Linked DNA regions of Homo sapiens: region 2 is linked to region 1. A link is a loop called in an ENCODE intact Hi-C map of the cell type or tissue named here. Cell type or tissue: adrenal gland. All regions are shown on one strand. Links, peaks and the distances in the headings refer to the core of each region. The heading gives the core; the rest is flanking DNA.

Region 1 (12,967 bases), core at 1-8,000:
AAGGTCAGAAGCACAGCTAGGAGGTTAATCCGTGGGAGACATGATAGAAACCTGGACCTAGGTGATGACAGAGGAGGTGGTAGAAGCAGTCAGATTGGGCATATATTTTGAAGATAGAGTGTTTGCTGTCAAGTGTAGGGTGTGGAAAAAAGATAAGGATAACTCCCAAGGTTTTAAGGCTGAGGAGCTGGAAAGATGAAGTTACTATTCATTCACTGCAGTGGCGAATTTTGAAGGAGTCACAGGATTAGGACAATATCGGGAGCACTGTTTGGGGCTAGTTAGATTTTTGTTTTGTTTTGTTTTGTTTTTTGAGATGTTGTTTTGCTCCTGTCACGCAGGCTGGAGTGCAGTGGCACAATCTTGGCTCACTGCAACCTCCACCTCCCGGGTTCAAGCGATTCTCCTTCCTCAGCCTCCCAAGGAGCTGGGATTACAGGCGGGCACCACCACGCCCGGCTAATTTTTGTATTTTTAGTAGAGACGAGGTTTCGCCATGTTGGCCAGGCTGGTCTCCAACTCCTGACCTCAGGTGATCCACCTGCCTCGGCCGCCCAAAGTGCTGGGATTACAGGCGTGAGCCACAGCGCCCAGCTGGGGCTAGTTAGATTTACGATGCCTATTAATACATCCAAGTGGAGCTATCAGTAGGCAGTTGGATATACCAGTCGAGATAGAAATGTGAGAGTTAAAATTATATAGAATCTGTATCTTACTGGTTTCTAAACCCACGAGACTAGACAAAATCAGCTAGGAAACAGGTGTAGACAGAAGAAAGGTCCTGAGACAGAGTCCTGGGGCAACCCAATCATTTAGAATTTGAGAGGAGAGGAAGAACCAGCAAAGGAGATATGGGAGAAGTTAGCCAGAGACTAGCAAGTGTGTCCTAGAGGCCAAGTAAAGAAAGTGTTTCAAGGAAGAAGAGGCCAGGCGCGGTGGCTCACGCCTGTAATCCCAGCACTTTGGGAGGCCGAGGCGGGCAGATCACTTGAGGTTAGGAGTTCGAGACCAGCCTGGCGAACATGGTGAAACCCCAACTCTATTAAAAATACAAAAAATTAGCCGGGCGTGGTGTCAGGCCCGTGTAATCCCAGCTACCTGGGAGGCTGAGGCAGCAGAATCACTTGAACCGGGGGGCGGAGGTTGCAGCGAGCCAAGACCAAAAGGAAGAGCAATCAACTGTCAGAGCAACACGGATGACGTGGTTTAAGAAGTAGCCATGGCCGGCGCGGTGGCTCACGCCTGTAATCCCAGCACTTTGGGAGGCCGAGGTGGTCGGATCACGAAGTCAGGAGATTGAGACCATCCTGGCCAACATGGTGAAACCCTGTCTGTCTCTACTAAAATACAAAAAATCAGTCGGGCGTGGTGGCACACGCCTGTATTCCCAGCTACTCAGGAGGCTAAGGCAGGGGAATCACTTGAACCCGGGAGACGGAGGTTGCAGTGAGCTGAGATTGTGCCACTGCACTCCAGCCTGGCAACAGAGCGAGACTTTGTCTCAAAAAAAAAAAAGAAGTAGGCCAGGTGCAGTGGCTCATGCCTGTAATCCTAGCACTTTGGGAGGCTGAGACTGGCGGATCACGAGGTCAGGAGATCGAGACCATCCTGGCTAACACAGTGAAACCCTGTCTCTACTAAAAATACAAAAATAAATTAGCCAGGTGTGGTGGCGGGCACCTGTAGTCCCAGCTACTCGGGAGGCTGAGGTAGGAGAATGGCGTGAACCCGGGAGGCGGAGCTTGCAGTGAGCTGAGATTGTGGCACTGCACTCCAGCCTGGGTGACAGTGAGACTCTGTCCCAAAAAAAAAAAAAAAAAAGAAGTAGAAGTAGCCATTAGGTTTTTAGCAACATGGAGGTGTCTGGTGGTGTGAACAGTTTTCGTGGCATGCATGAGGAGGGTGCAGCCTGGTTGGAGCAGGTTTAAGAAAAGCTAGCGGGAGAGAAATTAAGGACAGTAAGTATAGGTAACTCCTGCAAGGAGTTTTGCTTGAAGAGAAGGGGAGACATAATGGATCTTAGCTGATGAGGGAAATTTTAACTTCTTGATGAAATTGTAGACATACCTAAGGGTCATTGCCTGAGGCTGGGGGTCTGAGATGGCGGAGTGGGGGGAGATGGGAGGCTCAGTAAAGGGTTAATGTGGAGACAAGATCTCCATTCCTTACTCACCTTCTTGCTTACTTCGGCCTGTGGCATTAGCAAGCCACGGCCCAGAGTTGTTCTCATTGAAATGAAAGCCATTGAAATTTGTTTTACTGTTAATGGGCTCTTTTACCATGGTTTTAATTTATTTGTTTATTTAAAATTTTTATTATTATTTTTTAAAGACAGGGTCTCACTCTGTCATTCAGGCCAGAGCACAGTGGTGCAATCATGGCTCACTGCAGCCTCGACTTCCTGGACTCAAGCAATCCTCTCGCCTTGGCCTCCTAAGGAGCTGGGACTGCAGGCACACACCACCACACCCAGCTAGTTTGTAAACATTTTTTGTAGAGATGGCATCTTGCTGTATTGCCCAGGCTAGTCTTGAACCCCTGGCCTCAAGTGATCCTCCTGTCTCGGCCTCCCAAAGTGCTGGTATTACAGGCATGAGCCACCGTGCCCACCTTATAATAGTTATTATGATTGCTGAGGTTTGCCTCTCATTGAAATATTCAGCACAATTTGGAGTCTTTCACTACCAAGGTTGCTGCTTTCTTCATCCAAATGGATTCTCATACCCCATTTGTGAGCTTTCTTTGAGGTCCAACTTTGTTCTCTAAAACCAGCCAGGGCATGCTTTTCCCTCACCAGCTCTGAATTCTTCCAGGCTAGGCAACTGGAAAAGCCTGGGCTTAGAAACTGCTTTGTTGGCTTACGGCCCAGCTGAGCTGACCAAAATAGCCAAGAGAAAGACTGTTTGCACAGTGTGAAATTCCTCCAGGGGAAATACCATAGCAAAAAGCCAAGAAAGCCAGACCCACGATGGCAGGAACCCACAGGCAAAAAAAGCCGAGTTACCCCCAAGGCCTGGGTTGTGGAGATGGAGCCTAGTTCTCTCCAGAAGAAAAAGCTTCCTAAAGCCTACTGTTGTGGTATTTCTGTAGGCGCGTTTTCTCATTTGCTGGGTCTCAAGAGTAGCATTCTCAGTGAAAGGAACAGTCGAACAGCCTGCAGCCTGGTGGCCAGGGCTCAGAGGTCTCTCTTCCTGTTACGTGCTCTCCCCAAGTCAGGCCTAGAAAGACCGTGGGACAGGGACACACTCCCAGCTCTGTGTTGATGGGACAGTGCCGAAGGGTGCCTGGAGTATGCACTGGCAGGTAGCAGGGTCACCTGCCCCAGATTTGAGGTGGGAGGAGGTCAGGAAAGGCTTTCGCTGAGTGAGAGTATAAATGAGCTCTAAAGGACAGGAGCTGGCCGGGCAAATGGGAGAGAGTGTGCTTCAGGCTCCAAGTGAGACAGGGTGGCGTGTTTTAATTCCAGAAATGAAAAACTGAAGTGTGTGTTGGGAGAGTTGGAAGGGAAAGAGGTCAGGAGGGAGGACCAGGGAGGGACAGGTTGTTCTGGCCTTTATAAGTTTATCACAAGAGCATCAGGGAACAATTGAGGGGGTTAATTAGGAGAGTAGCTGGATGGGATTTGCACTTTAAAAAGAGCCTTCTAACCAAATTGTGGAGGCTGACTAAGGGGGAGGCCAGAGGCCAGGAAGCAGTTTTAGAGGCCGTAGGCAGTATCTCAGGTGGATCATGGTGATGAGGATGGGGAGCCTGGGTACACTATAGGGAGATTTGTCTATGAGGTGGAATCATGAGGACTTGATGATTGGTTGGCAGTGAGGGGGATACTCAGGTTTTGTCCTGATTGGAGATACCAGAAGAGAGGCTGCTTTAACCCAGGATATTCATACAGCCCATAGGCACTGAAGGTGTCCGTGAGCCATGTGCCAGGCCTTGGTGTCTGCAGTTCAGTGGTGTAAACAGACATGGCCCACCCTGGGGAGCCCTCGCATACATTGGGCTCATGATTAGTTAATGAGTGGTGAGTGTTCCCAAAGGAGTTAGCCTCATCTCAGGGGTCCAGAAAGGCCTCTCTGAGGAAATGGCATGCCTGTTACATAATGGCTCTTAAATTATGCTGGGAAAGTCAAACAGCCAGAGACCTGAAGGGTGAGGTCTTAGCTAGTGAAGAGAACAGAAAGAGCTGTAAGCAAGGAAAGACAGCTGCAGACACTGAAGTTTTTCAAGGATCTGGAAGAAGGCCTGTGGTGGCTGAGGGTGAGAAGGCTGGACAAAGAATGGGCAAAGCTGTCGCTCAGTGCCCCAGGTGTCTGTGGCCAGCCCTAATGGAAGACCCACAGAGGGCTGGATGTACAGGTCTAACACGTGGAGCAGAGATCTGGGCCAGACACAGGCCTATGAGTTGGCAGCCTGTGGAAGGTATGTAAAGCCGTGCGAGTAGGCATGGTCACCCAGGGAAAGGGTGCTGGGTGAGGAGAAAGGACAGATGTTGGGGAACATCAGTATTTAAGGGTGGCAAAGGAAGAGGAGCCCACAAGGGGAAGAGGTGGCAGGAGAGGTGGGAGAAAATCCATGGGAATTTTGAGGAAGAGGCACTGGTCAGAGGGGCTATTGGATTGAGCAGCAAGGAGGTCGCTGGTGACCTGGGCAGGTGCAGCATGAGCGCAGTGCCAGGGTGGATGTCCTAATGCTGCCGGGAAATGAGTGAGTAGGGAAGGAGGGAGGGGACGGCAGGGTGCCAGCAGTTTTTCTACCAAGTTTGGCCAAAGGGGTAGGAAGAGAAGGCTGTGCTGGAGGGGACAGGAGGTAGAGGCGGATGATCAGTAGTACATCAAGAGTCTAGAAACTCAGGGGATGCTTTTCTGCTGGTTTTGGAATTAAATTGGTTTCCAATATGGGAAAGGAATGTTGTGTGTGGTCCCATCGGGCACCTGCAACCCCATCCCTATGCCATGCTGCCTTCAAACTTTGTTTGATGCCCCTGGAGTTTTCCATGGAACCTAAGAGAGGTACTATTGCTTGTATAGTAAATAATTGTAAAACTTCACCAGCTTGGGGACTGTTGGGAAAGTTTTAGCCAACCTAACTTAATGAAAAGTCTGAATGATATAACTTTGAAAGCAATGCAGCTTTTTCTTTCAAGAATATGCACTAATCCCACTTACCTATGTTGTTAAGTGTTGGTTTCAGTGACCGGATGTAAACTACTGTTAAAACCAAGTGGCACTATTAAAATGGCGGAAGTGGTATAAAACAATTATTCTGACTAAGGGTCCCTTTGCAATCTTCGAACACCATTTAGGCTCGCTTTAAATAGTATGAAAGAAAAGTTAAGCATAATTTATGTCCAAATTGTATATTTTAAATATAAAGTTCCAAATTAATGAGGTTCTAAAGTGCCTTTGATCATAGTCTTACAGTTAGGTATCTATGCTACCTCTTCTTAACCACTTTTCATTTCCAAACATCAGTGGGAAATGCCTCTCTTTTCCTTTTCGTGGTTAATTCTGTAGTGGCAGGGAGATCGGTCTCTCTTTTGGTTGCCCAGGTCTGCAGCCTGTGGCCATAAAGCTCTGAGTGACGCTAGGAAAGATACTTGCAAACATTGGTTTGAGATCTATAGGAGTATTTCAGGAACCAGCTGGGGAGGAAAATGAAACCAAGCTGAAATGGTGCAACGTCCAGCACTAGCAGTCTGCAGCTTGCTTCAGTAGATTCTGCTTTAACCTCCTAACTGAAGAGTCACTCAGAACCCAGCCCAGTGTCCAAACAGTTTGAGTCCAGGGTAATAAGGACTGCAGAGAGGGAGATGATGAAGAAACGCTAGGCCAGTTTTTATTTCGTCTCATTTCATTTACACTCTGCGCGGATCCTATGTCTCTTGTTTTATAATAGAGGATGTCTAAGAGAGTCATTCACTAATTTTAGCTAAGCAAACCTGAGCCCTGGGGGAGCCTCCTGGGAGAGCCATTGCCTTCCTTTGCAGTTCTGCCAGCAACAAACTCATCTTGTATTTTTATCAGCAACATGGTCTGAGAAGTATAAAAATCTTTTTTTTAACTTATTTTAAATCACTGCACTTTCTTCCAGTGAATAAAAATCTTTTTTTTTTGAGATGGAGTCTTGCTCTTGTCGCCCAGGCTGGAGTACAGTGGCACGATCTTGGCTCATTGCAAAATCCGCCTCCCGGGTTCAAGCGATTCTCCTGCCTCAGCCTCCTGAGTAGTTGGGATTACAGGTGCGCACCACCACACCCAGCTAATTTTTGTAGTTTTAGTAGAGATGGGGTTTCCCCATGTTGGCCAGGCTGGTCTCGAATTCCTGAGCTCAAGTGATCTGCCCGCCTCGGCCTCCCAAAGTGCTGGGATTATAGGTGTGATCCACCGCGCCCGGCCATGAATAAAAATCTTAAAGATCATTTGGTCCAACTTCCCACCCCATCTCAACATCCTGACTCCAGCAGGGACACATGTCCTGCCTCTGGTTAAGTGATTCCAGAGAAGGGAGAACATAGTACCTCAGAAGGCAACTGATTTTCATCTTTTCAAAGTTCTCTCTTGTGTTAACTAAAATCTGCCTCAAAATGTCCACACAGGAGTCTTGGTTCTACCCTTTGAACCCATGTCCCCACTCTGGCACCCTGACCACAACCATTGCTGCTGTCTTCTGAACAAGCTCCAGCTGAAAATCCCCCTTTTAAAATGTCCCTCAGAACAGAACCTGATGCTCCAGATGTGGCCCAAGTGTGTAAACTACAGGAGGATATTATTTTTTTGTTCTATGACTGAACTTTTAGAAATGCAATCCAAAATTGCAGTAGCCTTTTTGGCAGCCATATCTAGATTGTGCTGGCCCCCATTCAGCTTAAAGTCAAAACCTCTGGGGCTTTTCCACATGGCACTATTAGGCTCTTTCTGCCCTATATGCATGTGATTGGTTTTTTAACCTAAGTGGAGGACTTATTTTTTTTAATATACAGACAAGGTTTCACCATGTTGCCCAGGCTGGGCTCAAACACCTGAGCTCAAGTGATCTGCTCACATTGCCCTTCCAAAGTGCTGGGATTACAGGCTTGAGCCACTGCACCTGGCCAGGACTTATTAAACTTTAAAGCCATATATGCCTTTAAACCCTCGATGCAGTGATATAAATTATTAGAGCCTCACAGAAATCCTAGAAGGATGACATTACCTTTGTTTTACAGAGGGCACTAGGAGGAGGCTAAGAGGGACCATCCCACTAATGAACCACACAGTCAGAATCTCATTTAGGTATGGAGCCTGATGTTCTTAAACATTGTACCTACCAGTTTTTTAAGATGTCCTTGAACTCTAATACTAATACCCATTGTGTTTCCAATCCTTCTCACTTTTGTGACATCTGCAAGGTTTTTTTGTTTGTTTTTTGATACCGAGTCTTGCTCTGTTACCCAGGCTGGAGTGCAGTGGCACCATCTCGGCTCACTGCAAGCTCTGCCTCCAAAGTTCAAACAATTCTCCTGCTTCAGCCTCCCAAGTAGCTGGGAGTACAGGCATGCGCCACCACACCCGGCTAATTTTTTTGTATTTTTAGTAGAGACAGGATTTCACCATGTTGGCCAGGCTGGTATGAACTCCTGATACACCTGCCTCAACCTCCCAAAGTGCTGGGATTACAGGCGTGAGCCACCACGCCTGGCCAACATCTGCAAGTTTTACTTGTCGTCTAGATCTTTGCCAAACTTGGGTGGTGAATACCATTCTAAAGCCTAAGTTTTCCAGCCTGTAGGGCACAAAACCAATTTAGTGGGTCACAGCCAGCATTTAAAAAAACAAAACAGAATAGAAAAATATCACGGTCCGTCACATGTAATAAGGGAGTTTTGTTTCAGGAAACTTTCATTGCATGAGCATGGGACAGAAATGTGTGGTGTATGTATGCATATGGTGGGTCTTGATGCAAATTGTTTCTGTAACTGTGGTTCGTGGTCTGATAGTTTGAACACTACCACTCTAAAGGAAAAATGGTTTGGGTTGGCTTAGATTATTTTCATTATAATATTACAACTTAATTTTATATGAACATGAATCTGTGTGTCAGCTCATTGATCTAGCTCCTATAAAGTTCACACATGTAACTACAAAAAAAGCCAGTAAAATTCAAATTATCAGCATCATTCTGAGAGGGTGATGTTTGACTGAACCCAAATCATTGCTTTTCCTTGTAAGCATGGCACAGACTTGACACTTAGGCTCCTTGAGTTCTGCACACCCATCCTGTAGCGTGTCAGTCAGAGTAATACAGTCTTTCCACTGCTTCTAAAGTTATGTCATCTTTCACTTTGCACAGATGTATCGTGAACTAAATGTGCAGAATGAAGTTGTCCTAATTAGCCCACACAGTGCACTTGTAAACACACACACAGGCCCTGAAATGTGCAGGACTTGGTTATGCAGCAGTTACCTGGTGATCTATGGTATATGTTCATTTTTAAAAAGATGATTGGGCTGGGTGTGGTGGTTCATGCCTGTAATCCCAGCACTTTTGGAGGTGGAAGCAATGGGATTGCTTGAGCCCAGGAGTTCGAGAAAAGGCAGGGTAACATGGCGAAACCCCGTCTCTAGAAAATACATAAAAATTAGCCGGGTGTGGTGGTGTGCACCAGTGGTCCCAGCTACTTGGGGGGCTGAGGTGGGAGGATCACATGAGCCCAGGAGGCAGAGGTTGCGGTGAGCCGAGATCACGCCACTGCTCTCCAGCCAGGGTGATAGAGCAAGACCTTGTTTCTAAATAAATAAACAAACAAATAAATCTTTGTTTTGGCTGGTCATGGTGATTCATGCCTGTAATCCCAGCGCTTTGGGAGGCCAAGGTGGGTGGATCACTTGAGGTCAGGAGTTTGAGACCAGCCTGGTTAACAAGGCAAAACCCCGTCTCTACTAAAAATACAAAAAAAATTAGCCGGATGTAGTGGTGGGTGCCTGTAATCCCAGCTACTTGGGAGGCAGAGGTTGCAGTGAACCAAGATCATGCACCCCAGCCTGGGCAACAGAGTGAGACTACATCTCAAAAAAAAAAAAAAAAGATTGGCCGGGCACAGTGGCTCACGCCTGTAATCCCAGCACTTTGGGAGGCCAAGGCAGGCGGATCACGAGGTCAGGAGCTCGAGACCATTCTGGCTAACATGAAACCCCCTCTCTTACTAAAAATACAAAAAATTAGCCGGGCGTGGTGGCGGGCATCTGTAGTCCCACTACTTGGGAGGCTGAGGCAGGAGAATGGCGTGAACCCGGGAGGCGGAGCTTGCAGTGAGCAGAGATCGTGTCACCGCACTCCAACCTGGGCGACAGAGCGAGACTCCGTCTCAAAAAAAAAAAAAAAAATCACAGTGAAAACACACAAGAAAAGAATAAAAAGGCCTCTGCGGAGATGCCTGTGAACCCTGGTCCTGAGACCCACCCCAGTTCGAGACACTTTGCAGCAGCAGACTTCTCAGCACTTAGGTGGAGGCATGCTCAGCTTAGCCCCAGACAAACTAGACTATCATATTGCCCAAGTTTCCTCCTTGTTTGTTCACAAGAATATTATGAAAATGTCAGCCAGATGCCTGTTGAAATAAAATACCTGGTGTATACCATGCTCTTGATGTATCCATCCAAAACCCTACAAAAAAGAAACAGATTTGTTCAGCATGACCTGTTCTTCTATATTATAATGCTATTCCTTGTGGTCACTCCTTCCTTTCCTCAGTAGTTAACAGTACTATTCAATCATTTGTCCTAGGATTTTGCCAAGAATCAGTGCCTGTAATATTACGGGATCTGCATATATAATTTTGCCCAGAGCTGCCCTCCAGCTCCATACACATTTGCAGGTGTGTCTGCAAAGTCTCCCCTCCTCTGGAGTATAGTTTGTGTGGACTTCAGGCCTGGTAACCATTTAAGGCACTGGTGTGCTTTCTTACCAGCTCATCACCTATCCAGGGCTTCAGTTTCCACTTCACCTTTTTTTTTTTTTTTTTATGGAGATGGGATCTTGCTCCATCACCCAGGCTGGAGTGCAGTGGTGTGATCACGACTCACTGTAGCCTTGACCTCTCAGGTTCAAGCGATCCTCCCACCTCAGCCTTCCAAGTAACTGGGACCATAGGCATGTGCCACCATGTCCAGCTAATTTTTAAATTTTTTGTACAGATGGGGTCTCCCTATGTTGCCCAGGCTGGTCTCAAATTCCTGGCCTCAAGCAATCCTCCCACTTCACCTTCCCGAAGTGTTGGAATTATAGGCACGAGTCACTGCATCCCGTGCCTTCACCTTTTCTTTACTTTTCCCCATTTAAGAATTGTTCTTCCAAACAGAGAAGCCTGAGGCCAGCCAAAATGTGAACGGTTCTGCTTTCCCAATATGTATCCTTTTGTTTGTTTGTTTGTTTGTTTGTTTTTGAGACACAGTCTCACTCTTGCCCAGGCTGGAGTGCAGTGGTACGATCTCAGCTCACTGCAACCTCCACCTCCTGGGTTCAAATGATTCTCCTGCCTCAGCCTCCTGTGTAGCTGGGATTACGGGCACCTGCCACCACGCCCTGCTAATTTTTTGTCTTTTTAGTAGAGATGGGGTTTCACCATGTTGCCCAGGCTGGTCTCTAACTCCTGAGCTCAGGCAATCTGCCTGCCTCAGCCTCCCAAAGTGCTAGGATTACAGGCGTGAACCACCACACCCAGCCCAATATCTATCCTCTTTTTGCCAAATTCCTTACAAGGACTCAACCCCTGCGCCTTTTTGTTTGTTTTTTTTTTAAGAGATGGGGTCTTGCTATGTTGCCCAGGCAGGAGTGTTTTGGCTATTCACAGGTGTGATAATAGGGCACTGCAGCCTCAAATTCCTGGCCTCAAGTGATCCTTCCATCTCAGCCTTCCAAGCAGAATGCATCCTGAGCCTTTTTGTCTCTTTTAGTCTTTAAAGTAATACCCCTCTTATTTCTGTACTTACTGAAATCTGCTTTCCAGAGGTCCAGGATTGAAGTCTGACTCTGCCTGGTGTTCTTTTCCTTAGTGATTTATGCACTTTAAGATGGTATAGATTCTTTCTCCTAAAATTCTCATGACTTTCGTTTTCCTGATACTGTGTTTCTTTCTTTTTAAAAAATTTTTATTAGGGACGGGGTCTAACTGTGTTGCTTAGGCTGGTCTTGAACTCCTGGGTTCAAGCGATCTTCCCACCTCGGCTTCCCAAAGTGTTAGGATTACATGCATGAGCTACTGTACCTAGCCTCTTTTGGATGACTTAAGTGCACAGTAGAGAGTCCCTTCATTACTTCCTCAACCTTATTTTTCTTTATTTAAGAAAAAAAGTACAGTAGAATATATTTATCATGGGAAAATGAAAAAGTACAGAAAACCAAGGTGCAAAATAAGTTTAAGTCAAACAAAACTCAACCGCTAGGAGATAATGGCTTAAGACTTTTTCCTATTTGATTATATTCATATATAGAAATATATACACATTTAAACAAAAATAGAATTTACTCTGTTTTCATTCTCCTTGTTATATCCAGTTAGTCATTAGCTCTACTGAGTCTTGGTTGATGCCTGTGGGGCCGTGCCTATTGTACTATGTAAAAGCGTAAATTCAAGTAAAGAATTGACCCATGAGGCCAGGGATGGTGGCTCACGCCTGTAATCCCAACACTTTGGGAGACTGAGGCAGGTGGATCACCTGAGGTCAGGAGTTTGAGAACAGCCTGACCAACATGGTGAAACCCTGTCTCTACTAAAAATACAAAAATTAGCTGGGCATGGTGGTACATGCCTGTAATCCTAGCTACTCAGGAGGCTGAGACAGGAGAATCACTTGAACCTGGGAGGTGGAGGTTGCAATGAGCCAGGATCGTGCCATTGCACTCCAGCCTGGGCAACAAGAGTGAAACTCCTTCTCAAAAAAAAAAAAAAAGAATTGACCCATGTGCTGTATATGCTGCCTGGGGACAACGGCCTTTGTGGTGAAGGCTGAGCATAAAACACCCAAGACTTGGCAGTGGAGCAGGTGTGTCCTCCTTGTCAGAAATCTTGGCTGAGCGATACTTCCCTCCCAGTTTTGGCATCTGTCTACAGCAGGAGTGAACAGGAGGCTTGAGTTTGAGCTAGAGGATTAGCTGGGGAGCTCCCCCCTGCCCACCATAGAGGAGTTCCAGTTTAGCTATGGAGAGCCAGCAGTGCCCAGCAGAGAGGGCATAGCTGAGTTACAGAAGAGAGTCCTGGTATAATCTTGGTTATTTTTGTGTTATCTCAGACTCTGTGGTGGCTGGAGGGGGCAGTCCAACGACAGCAGGACCAGCTGTCCTCACAGCCTCAGATGGCTGAGTCTGAGGAGAGGAGAGGAGAAAGTAATCTACTGAAATAGATGTAAGGCTATCAACCCAGGGTGGGTAAGTCTGGGGAAAAGTCATTAACTTCCCTTGGAGAAGCAGCAACAAATAGAGGCAAAAAGAAAATCTGGCTGGGTGCAATGGCTTATGTCTGTAATCCCAGCACTTTGGGAAGCCAAGGCGGGTGGATCACCTGAAGACAGGAATTCGAGATCAGTCTGGACAACATTGTGAAACCTCTGTCTCTACTAAAAATACAAAAATTAGCTGGGCATGGTGGCAGCGCCTGTAATCCCAGCTACTCAGAAGGCTGAGGCAGGAGAATTGCTTGAACTTGGAAGGGGGAGGTTGCCGTGAGCCTAGATCATGCCACTACACTCCAGCCTGGGCAACAAGAGCAAAAATTCCGTCTCAAAAAAAAAAAAATAGAAAAAAAGAAAATCTGAGGCAAGTGGGCTTGCGTTCTTTTTGGGCATTTTATACATTACTCCATCTCTTTTCTTCCAACAGATCCACAGACCAGCATGGCTGCCACTGCTGCTGTGAGTCCCAGTGACTACCTGCAGCCTGCCGCCTCCACCACCCAGGCGAGTAGGCAGTGGGCTCCGAGGGCTTGGGGCTGCAG
Region 2 (8,000 bases), core at 1-8,000, 51 kb after region 1:
AGCTTGCTGCAGACTCCTAATCATGGGCTGTTTTAAGAATTAAATAAAGGGCTGGGCGTGGTTCTTCATGCCTATAATCCCGGCACTTTGGGAGGCCAAGGCAGGTGGATCACCTAAGGCCAGGAGTTCAAGACAGGCCTGGCCAACATGGTGAAATCCCGGCTCTACTAAAAATACAAAAATTAGCTGGGCGTAGTGGCACGCACCTGTAATCCCAGCTACTCGGGTGGCTGAGGCAGGAAAACCACTTGAACCCGGGAGGCAGAGGTTGCAGTGAGCTGAGATCATGCCACTGCACTCCGGCCTGGGTGACAGAGTGAGACTATCTCAAAAAAAAAAAAAAAGAAAGAAGAAGAAGAAGAAGAATTAAAGAAAGAATTTAAGGTAGGGCTGAATAAACCCAAGATTCAGGTCAGTGGGGTGACACAATGCTTTTGGAGAGTGTGAGACAAGAAAAGGGTCAAAGTCAAGGTCAAGACAGGGAAGCCACTCGCCAGACAGAGAGGCAGTGGGACAGGCACACACCATTGCCCTGCAGGGTTGTCAGGAGCTTTGAGATAATTCCTGCCAGGCCCCTCAGGGCCACAGGCAGGTGGACAGCTTGCCTGAGTCACACAGCATCCAGGCCTTTGATGCTCTTCCCAAACTTCCCACTATACCACCAGACCCTGCTGCCAGGCATGGGCAGACCATTGACTGGTAGCATAGGGAGGGAAACACCCTGTGCATTTTGCTTGGAATTCATTACAAAATTAAATATAATTAGTGGCATTCCAAGCAATTTGAACTTCCCAGTGGTGACCAGCAGGGCTAAAGTAACTGCTGGGCTGTTCCTAAGGCAGGAGTCAGATCCTCAGGCTGGGAGTGGGAAGTCCTGGGGGCTGTCCTAGCCTCATGACCACTGGCAAGCCACCACCTCTCTGGGCCTCAGTTTCCTCACCCATCCCATCCAGCACTAGCATTTAGCTCTACTGTTAATCCCTGCCCACAGAGGTAACCATGCATTGCAAAGTAAAACTTACGATAATGGGAATAATTACTAAGGGATGGTTCCCTTTCCCCACCAAGCTTCCACAAGGACAGGAGTTGGAAGGGGAGCTAAAAAGGCAGAAAGCAGTTAGAAGGATCCCAGAAGTACAGGGGAGACATGGTCATCACAGGTTGTACCTTGCAGGGTGGGGCTTGGGGCTGAAATCCAGGCTTCTCCACTCACAGGCCATGTGTCCTGCCATGGAGCTGCCTTCCCTGGGGGCTCACCTTTGACTAATTTCCACAAAGGTACTATATGAGCTAGCGGAACTTCTCGGAGAGGAGGTTGCCTGGACATCATTGATTGCTGGGGTATGTAAGATAGAAGCAGATGACAGTCTGCTAGATGAAGGAAGATCAATGACAGAACAGGTAGAGGAACACTGATGACTGGTGAGGTCGGTGGTCTTGTTCTCAGGATGCCTAGCTGCCGGCTGTGAAAGCTCCCAGGAAGGAAGGCGCAGCCAGTGTACACCAGAAAGCTAGAGGGTATCACCTCCTTTTAAAAACTGGAAGTGTTCACTCCATTTTTGAAAAAGACCAGAAAGACACTCCAAATGATGTGCCTTTTTTTTTTCTTTTTTTTTTTTTTGAGACAGAGTCTTGCTTATTGCCCAGGCTGGAGTAAAATGGCATGATCTCGGCTCACCACAACCTCCACCTCCCAGGTTCAAGCGATTCTCCTGCTTCAGCCTCCCGAGGAGCTGGGATTACAGGCATGCGCCACCACGCCCGGCTAATTTTGTATTTTTAGTAGAGACGGGGTTTCTCCATGTTGGTCAGGCTGGTCTCGAACTCCTGACCTCAGGTGATCCACCCACCTCGGCCTCCCAAAGTGCTGGGATTACAGGCATGAGCCACTGTGCCCAGCCCAATAGTGCCTTTCTTTATGTAGGAGTAGAGGATGCTTTCTCTTCTCTAGTTTTCTGATTTCTGGAATTTCCATGATGAGTATAGATTATTTTAGGGGTGGGGGAGCATATCAAATTTAGGAAAGAGGAGAGCACGACGCAGGCCTAGACTTTACGATGAGCTGAATGCCTGCATCCATACCCCTCGTGCTCTGGTCTCCTGCTCCCCACCCCCTCCCTCAGAGCACACAGCCGGTGGATTCCTTCCCACCTCTCTGTCTGGGAAGCAGCTCCCACATTGCCAGCTCTGTCCCTTTAGCTGGGCTCAAGTAGCAAGAGAAGCTGAGGGGAGATCTTGTGCAGCTCCCGCTCAGAAAGTGAAGGAGCAGTGAGAGGGGCTCCATAAATACTTCCAGGGCACCCTGGAGAGGTGAGCACACCTAGGGACAGCCTGAGAGGTTTGTTTTGGCAGCTTGCCCCACCTGGGCTTAGCACAGCCTTGTACAGAACTTAGTGTTCCAGAATGGGTTTCTGGAAGGAGGTGGGGGAGAGCAGAGAAGGAGGAACAGGGCACTTGCTTGGTCTGTGGGTGCCCGAGTCACTGCCTTGTCTGGAATGAGGCCCACAGCCCCACCACTGCCCATTTGGGGCTGCCAAGGAACTTGGGGAATGGAAAAACAGAAGATCCAGCTCCTGAGACTATCATAACCACCAGATTTTCTAGCTCCAGAGAGAAAAGGGCTTCTGCCTGTGCCATTAAAATTCACCTGTTTTAACAGGTATTTCAAGTTGGCAAACCTGGGGCTTAACTCTCCTTGGCATAAAGGGAGCCACAGATCACGAGGAACTTCTCAGCAAACTGTAGAGATGGGAACAGCCCTTGTGCCCTGCCCTGGGGCCTCCACCAAGGCATCAACTCTGGTGCCCTTGCATCCTAGCCTTGTACTCTGGTCTCTCTAGAATACTCTGCCAGAGGCCAGGTGCAGTGGCTCAAACTATAATCCCAGCACTTTGGGAGGCTGAGGCAGGAGGATTGCTTGAGGCCAGGAGTTCAAGACCAGCCTGACCAACATGGGGGAACCCCATCTCTACTAAAAACACAAAAACACAAAAAATTAGGCGGATGTTGTGTCATATGCCTGTAGTCCCAGCTACTCGGGAGGCTGAGGCACGAGAATCCCTTGAACCCAGGAGGCAGAGGTTGCAGTGAGCTGAGATCATGCCACTGCATTCCAGCCTGGGCGACACAGTGAGACTCTTTTCTCAAAAAACAACAACAACAAAAAAAGAGAATACCCTTTTTGCCAGGCCTTCCTGTCTCTTCTGCCCAGGAGGACATGTGGGGACCAGTAAGCAGGTGTTTGCCCCATTAGCAAGCCTGACTTATGGAAATCTGAGTTTGCAAAATGGAAAAATTAGCCGACTATTCTTTGTTTTACAAAATAACCCAGCTGTAGGATCTGTAAATAGTCATCATAAAAGATAGTGTAAAATCTGATTTGCTTTAAAAACAAGCAAACAAAAAAGGTGATGTGATATCCAAACTTCCCAGTTTCTCAAAGTTGCAAAGAACAAGATATCTACAACCGCCTGCCTGTGCCTCACCACAGAGGGCTGAAAGGGGTTGGGGGAGTGGGGGCAGGTGCTTGGGACTTCAAACAGACCCAGCATTTAGTGACACATGGTGGGCCCTGCAGTTAGCTCGTGCAGGTTCCTGAGCTGGCCGAGCTAAGGGCTGGGCCCTTGCCCTGGGGCCTTGCAATCCAGGGATGATGGAAATCAGCCCCTGAGGATGCCAGCTTCACCTCTGCTGTTTGCACAGCTTTGGGGCCATGAAAGGCCTCATGGGACAGCCTGCCACCCCCTGTCTTTGGTGGCCAGCGCTATAGCATGCACATGGGTGTCCCAGGAGAGGCCCCTCCATACCAGCTGGGTTCTGTGAGCTGCTCTGAAGGGCTTTGCCCAGACTGAGCCAGGCCCCTCCTGAGCTGGGTCAAGTTAACCATTGACTGGGGCAGAGGTGGAGGGGCAGGGGGACAGATAGGGGAAGCAAGTCAGCTAATATGTTGTAAGACAAAACCCCAGAACTCCCTCCCCCATCCCTCTGCAGGGCCCCAATGGCACTTAGGGGGCCTGCAGGATGAGACAGGGGTACCCTGGATAGGAATGGGGAGATGTTCCTACCAGACAGCTGGAAAAATGCTCCAGACTGGGGGGTCAGAAGGGTGGGCTCCAGTTCAGCAAGGGTTAACAGAAAACTACTCAGCAGGAGCTCTGTTGGAGGCCTGGATTGACTCCAAGAGGCCAGTGGGATGAGTCTTGAGTGGAGACCAGGTTAGAGGCCTGGGTTCCTCTTTCCTGCTGGGCTTGTCAGCCCTGGAGGCAGAACCAGGTGCTCTGACTGGGGTCTATGCCTTGGTTTCCCCACCCACCAGCCCTCTGCCTGTACCTGTAATCCCGACTGCTCCAGGCTGGAGGTGAGACCTTTCCTAGAGAAGCAGTTGAGTGTAGGAGCTGCCTGGGAGGGTGAGACTCGGGAAGCAAGTGGTGCCTCCGGGCTGCTGTATCAGGCAAGGCTCAGCCAGGAGAGGTGGGTAGGAGCAGCTGCACGTCAGGTGCAAGAGAAACAGGTGCAAGAGCTGTTACCTGCTCTGCTGCAGCTCCTGGAGTCAAGGTGAACCTGAAACCCAGCCCCTCCCGGCTAAGTAAACAGAAGCAGAGGCCGGCTCAAGCTGATGAATATTCATCATGCCAGAAATCCAATCCCAGCGCCCCTGCATCCACCCAGAAGCCAGGGTTCTCCAGGGACCGCCACGCAGGAGGAGGGAATCCCAAGGGAGATCTGGGGTCAGGGAGCACAGGAGGCTCTCGCTCAGTTTCCCCACTCTTGGGTGTCTGGTTGCACTTCCCAGCTATAGCCAGGGTCACCCCACCCATTTCATCTTCTGAGGAGGCGCAGACCCCTCTCCAGCATGGACCACCACCTGGATGTTGCCCAGGGCACAACCAGGAAAGAGTTAAGGGCTGCTGCTTCCATTGGCAGGCTGGGTAGGACGGGGTGCACCCCAGCTTCCTTTGAACTCCCTGAGTCGAAACCAGTCCCGGTTAAACTGGTTGGCAGACCGGTTCCCAGGCTGTCCCTCCCCTGCCTCAAGCCTCAAAGTGGGGACTGGGTTGGGGGCTGTGGCTTCCTCCTGACCTGAAGAGCCCCTCTTCAAAAATCTCCCTAGGGAGAAAAAAAAAAAGGGCACAGCCTCTCCTCGGGCCAGGCTCTCCAGACCCACCACAACCTCAAACATTGTCATCCCTCTCCCACTTTGCTTGGAGGTGGGCTTCAAGGCCCTTGAGATCTTATGCAGAATTCCGTGTTTGTGGGCAGAGGGGCATTGCTTTTTCTGCATAGATTATACTTTTATCAGACTCTCAAAGAGACCTGTGCCAGTGTCCCCACTAGCAAAGTGCCACTGGCTTCAACTCCTCCCAGATGTCCAGCAGTCTATTGAAAGGGCCTTCCTGGGTATTATAAAGTTGGCAAAACCTGGAGCAAGTTCTCAAGGAAAGGAGAGATGGGTCCCTAGTGAGTCTGGAAGAGAAGGAAGGGCAAGAAGGCAGGGGATGGGCACACGGTTGGGGACAGGGGTAGAGTGTGTGTGCACAGGGGCCTTCGTCCTCACCGATCTGCAGTCTCATTGCCCCTGCAAACCCACCATTGGCCAAGCTGTGTGCAGCGCTCAGCCAGGGCTGCTCTTGCAGATGGCTCCGTGTCTGGGGAGCGTTGTTTTGCAGCCACCCGGAGGTGGCCTGTCCTATTTGCGCTTGCATTCTCTCTCCCCTCGGATGGGCATCGCTGGAGAGTGGAAAACATCTGCTACATACTCAGTGTCTCTGCCACTTCCTGGGCCCAGTGCTACCAGCTTAGGTGCCCAATCCACCCACCAGCTACCTTCCTCCATGGACCAGGTGTGCGTGTCAGGCAAAGGGTGAGGCACGGGGTAGAGAAAAGGCATAAAATCCCCCCTTTCCCTGGCTCTCCCTCTAAGTTACATTTGAAATCCCAGCTCACCAACTCTTAAAGCTGTCCCCCATTTCCAATCCTGCTTCTACTCGCTCCAGCTTCTGATGGCCTCTTGGGTTTGTATTCTCCTCCATCTGAAATAGCCCCCCTTCCCTTAAAATGTCCTTGGGTGGACAGTCCTCCAAAGCCTCCCCACAGCCCACAGCAGAACCCGCTTGGCCTGGCTCTCCTAGGATGGGGCCTCTGCAGCCTCCTCTCATGCACACCCACCCCTGCCAACTCTCCCTGAACACTAGGCTCTTCTCTGCCTGCCTTTGTAGGCATGAGGCTGCCTTAGAAGGGTGAGATTAGGAGTGCTGGCTGTGCTCTTGGGTAACAATGTCCCCCCCATCACCTGTGCGACCCAAGAGAAACTTCTTTTCATCCCTCAGAACCTGAATTAATGATCACACCTCCCACCCCGCCAGGAGTTTTCTTGTTTCCCCTTCTGTGTTCCCATAGAACCTGCTCATATACTTCTATTTAACATGATATATATACCATGATTGGTTTCCACTTACAGACTTTTAGCTCTTAGAGCCCAGAATTATGTATCACTGATCCAGACCAGACATACAGTAGGTACTTATGCAAGCTCGAAAACACAAATGAGAAACAGAAACATTGTTTTTACCCAAAGAAACTGTTAATGTAGCCAATTGCTTTGTCCCACTCTCCCTGGGGCAGGTAAATGTGCAAGAAAACCCATTTATTTGCCTTCTTGTGGTTCCAGCCACAGCTGGCTTGCTGTCATGCTATCATCTCCCTGGGGGGTGATTTGAATTGAAGGATATAATTTTGTAAGGTCCCCTACCTCTAGTGCAAAGTACACACAGCTGTCCCAGAAAGGTGCCCACAGCCTCCTAGATCTGTCACTTTCTATAAAAGCCTCGTCTACTCAGAGTGGATATCTGGTTCAGAAGACAAAAACTCCTTCCAGCTCAGGTGTTGGGAAGAGACCAGAAGGCTAGTGGGATGGGCTTTGGTCTGGGGGATGGTAACTCAGAGTCAGTTCCCCGTTCCCCATCCATAGAAGGAAGGGCTTGCCCTGGAGGTACTAATTCCCCATGCCTCGGAGATCCAGCCTCTCTGATGTCTGAGCCCAGGGGAGCAGATTCCTGTTCTCTTGGCTCCACACTGGAGAAGGAGCCCCCATAAGTGCCGTGGCAGGCCTACCTGTGGCTCTCCCTTCCCAAGTGCCACCAGTCCCAGGTGCAGGTGTGAGGACCTAGCGCATTACCAGGGAGGGGCCAGCCTGGGAAGTCAGGCACAACCCCTGGCCTTCAGGGCATTTATTTCTGGGAGGAGCAGGGCTGGGAGGAAAGTTTGAGATAAGGCTGTGAGCTACGAATATAACTCCTCACGTACAGGCCACTTTATTGCTTTATAAAAATTTTCACCTTTGGCCAGGCACAGTGGCTCACACCTGTAATCCCAGCACTTTGGGAGACTGAGGCAGGCAGATCACCTGAGGTCGGAAGTTTGAGACCAGTCTGTCCAACATGGAGAAACCCCATCTCTACTAAAAATACAAAATTAGCTAGGCATTTTGATGCATGCCTGTAATCCCAGCTACTTGGGAGGCTGAGGCAGGAGAATCACTTGAACCTGGGAGGCGGAGGTTGCAGTGAGGCGAGACTGCACCATTGCACTCCAGCCTGGGCAACAAGAGTGAAACTCTGTCTAAAAAAAAAAAAAAATCACCTTTAAGCACACCTTTCTAAAACTAGGTTTAAGTGTAACATGCTATATACATGCAGTGTGCACGTCTCAAGAAATGTGTTCTTGTTGAGTAAAGCAAGTTAAATTCACCTAAGGGAGCCCCAAGGACCTTGGTGCCCTTTTGGGGTACACAGCCATGGGGCCCCATTGCATTACAAATCTAATCAGCCTGGCATATCCATCCCATTTTACAGATCTCTGCCCAGCAAGTAGATCTAGGCTTCAGGGACATTTCTTCCCTAAAACACGGAGAAGAGAGGTGCTGCCATTCTCCTCAGCTCTCCCCATTCTCTGGAAGGCCAGGAGATTGGAGATCCTGGGGGTGTCCAGCCTGGTCGAGGTGA

Evidence for each region. Hi-C counts contacts between places; a loop is a spot of excess contacts. Peaks named below come from ENCODE experiments on the same cell type or tissue, not always from the same donor. Only the 100,000 strongest peaks of a DNase experiment are listed, where the experiment ranks them.
Region 2: a loop joins it to region 1, with 3 times the contacts of the local background. A loop is called at or near these places in 81 of 110 quality-filtered maps.

The regions. Positions count from the first base shown.
Region 1 is chr17:47,902,460-47,915,426 of GRCh38, forward strand. It overlaps SP2 (Sp2 transcription factor), which reads left to right. Exons shown (of 7, transcript NM_003110.6): 2 at 12,853-12,929. All of the region lies in intron 2 of SP2-AS1 (SP2 antisense RNA 1), which reads right to left. Among named protein-coding and RNA genes, the nearest start is that of SP2, 13 kb to the left of the region's middle. RefSeq lists an enhancer at 1-145 and a silencer at 1,633-1,826. In adrenal gland, for the core only: no CTCF peak of the experiment used is centred there; DNase peaks (open chromatin) are centred at 2,974 and 3,138; H3K27ac peaks cover 2,639 bases.
Region 2 is chr17:47,953,328-47,961,327 of GRCh38, forward strand. It overlaps PRR15L (proline rich 15 like), which reads right to left and starts at 4,556. Exons shown (of 2, transcript NM_024320.4): 1 at 4,330-4,556. RefSeq lists enhancers at 3,224-4,169, 4,170-5,115. In adrenal gland, for the core only: no CTCF peak of the experiment used is centred there; no DNase peak of the experiment used is centred there.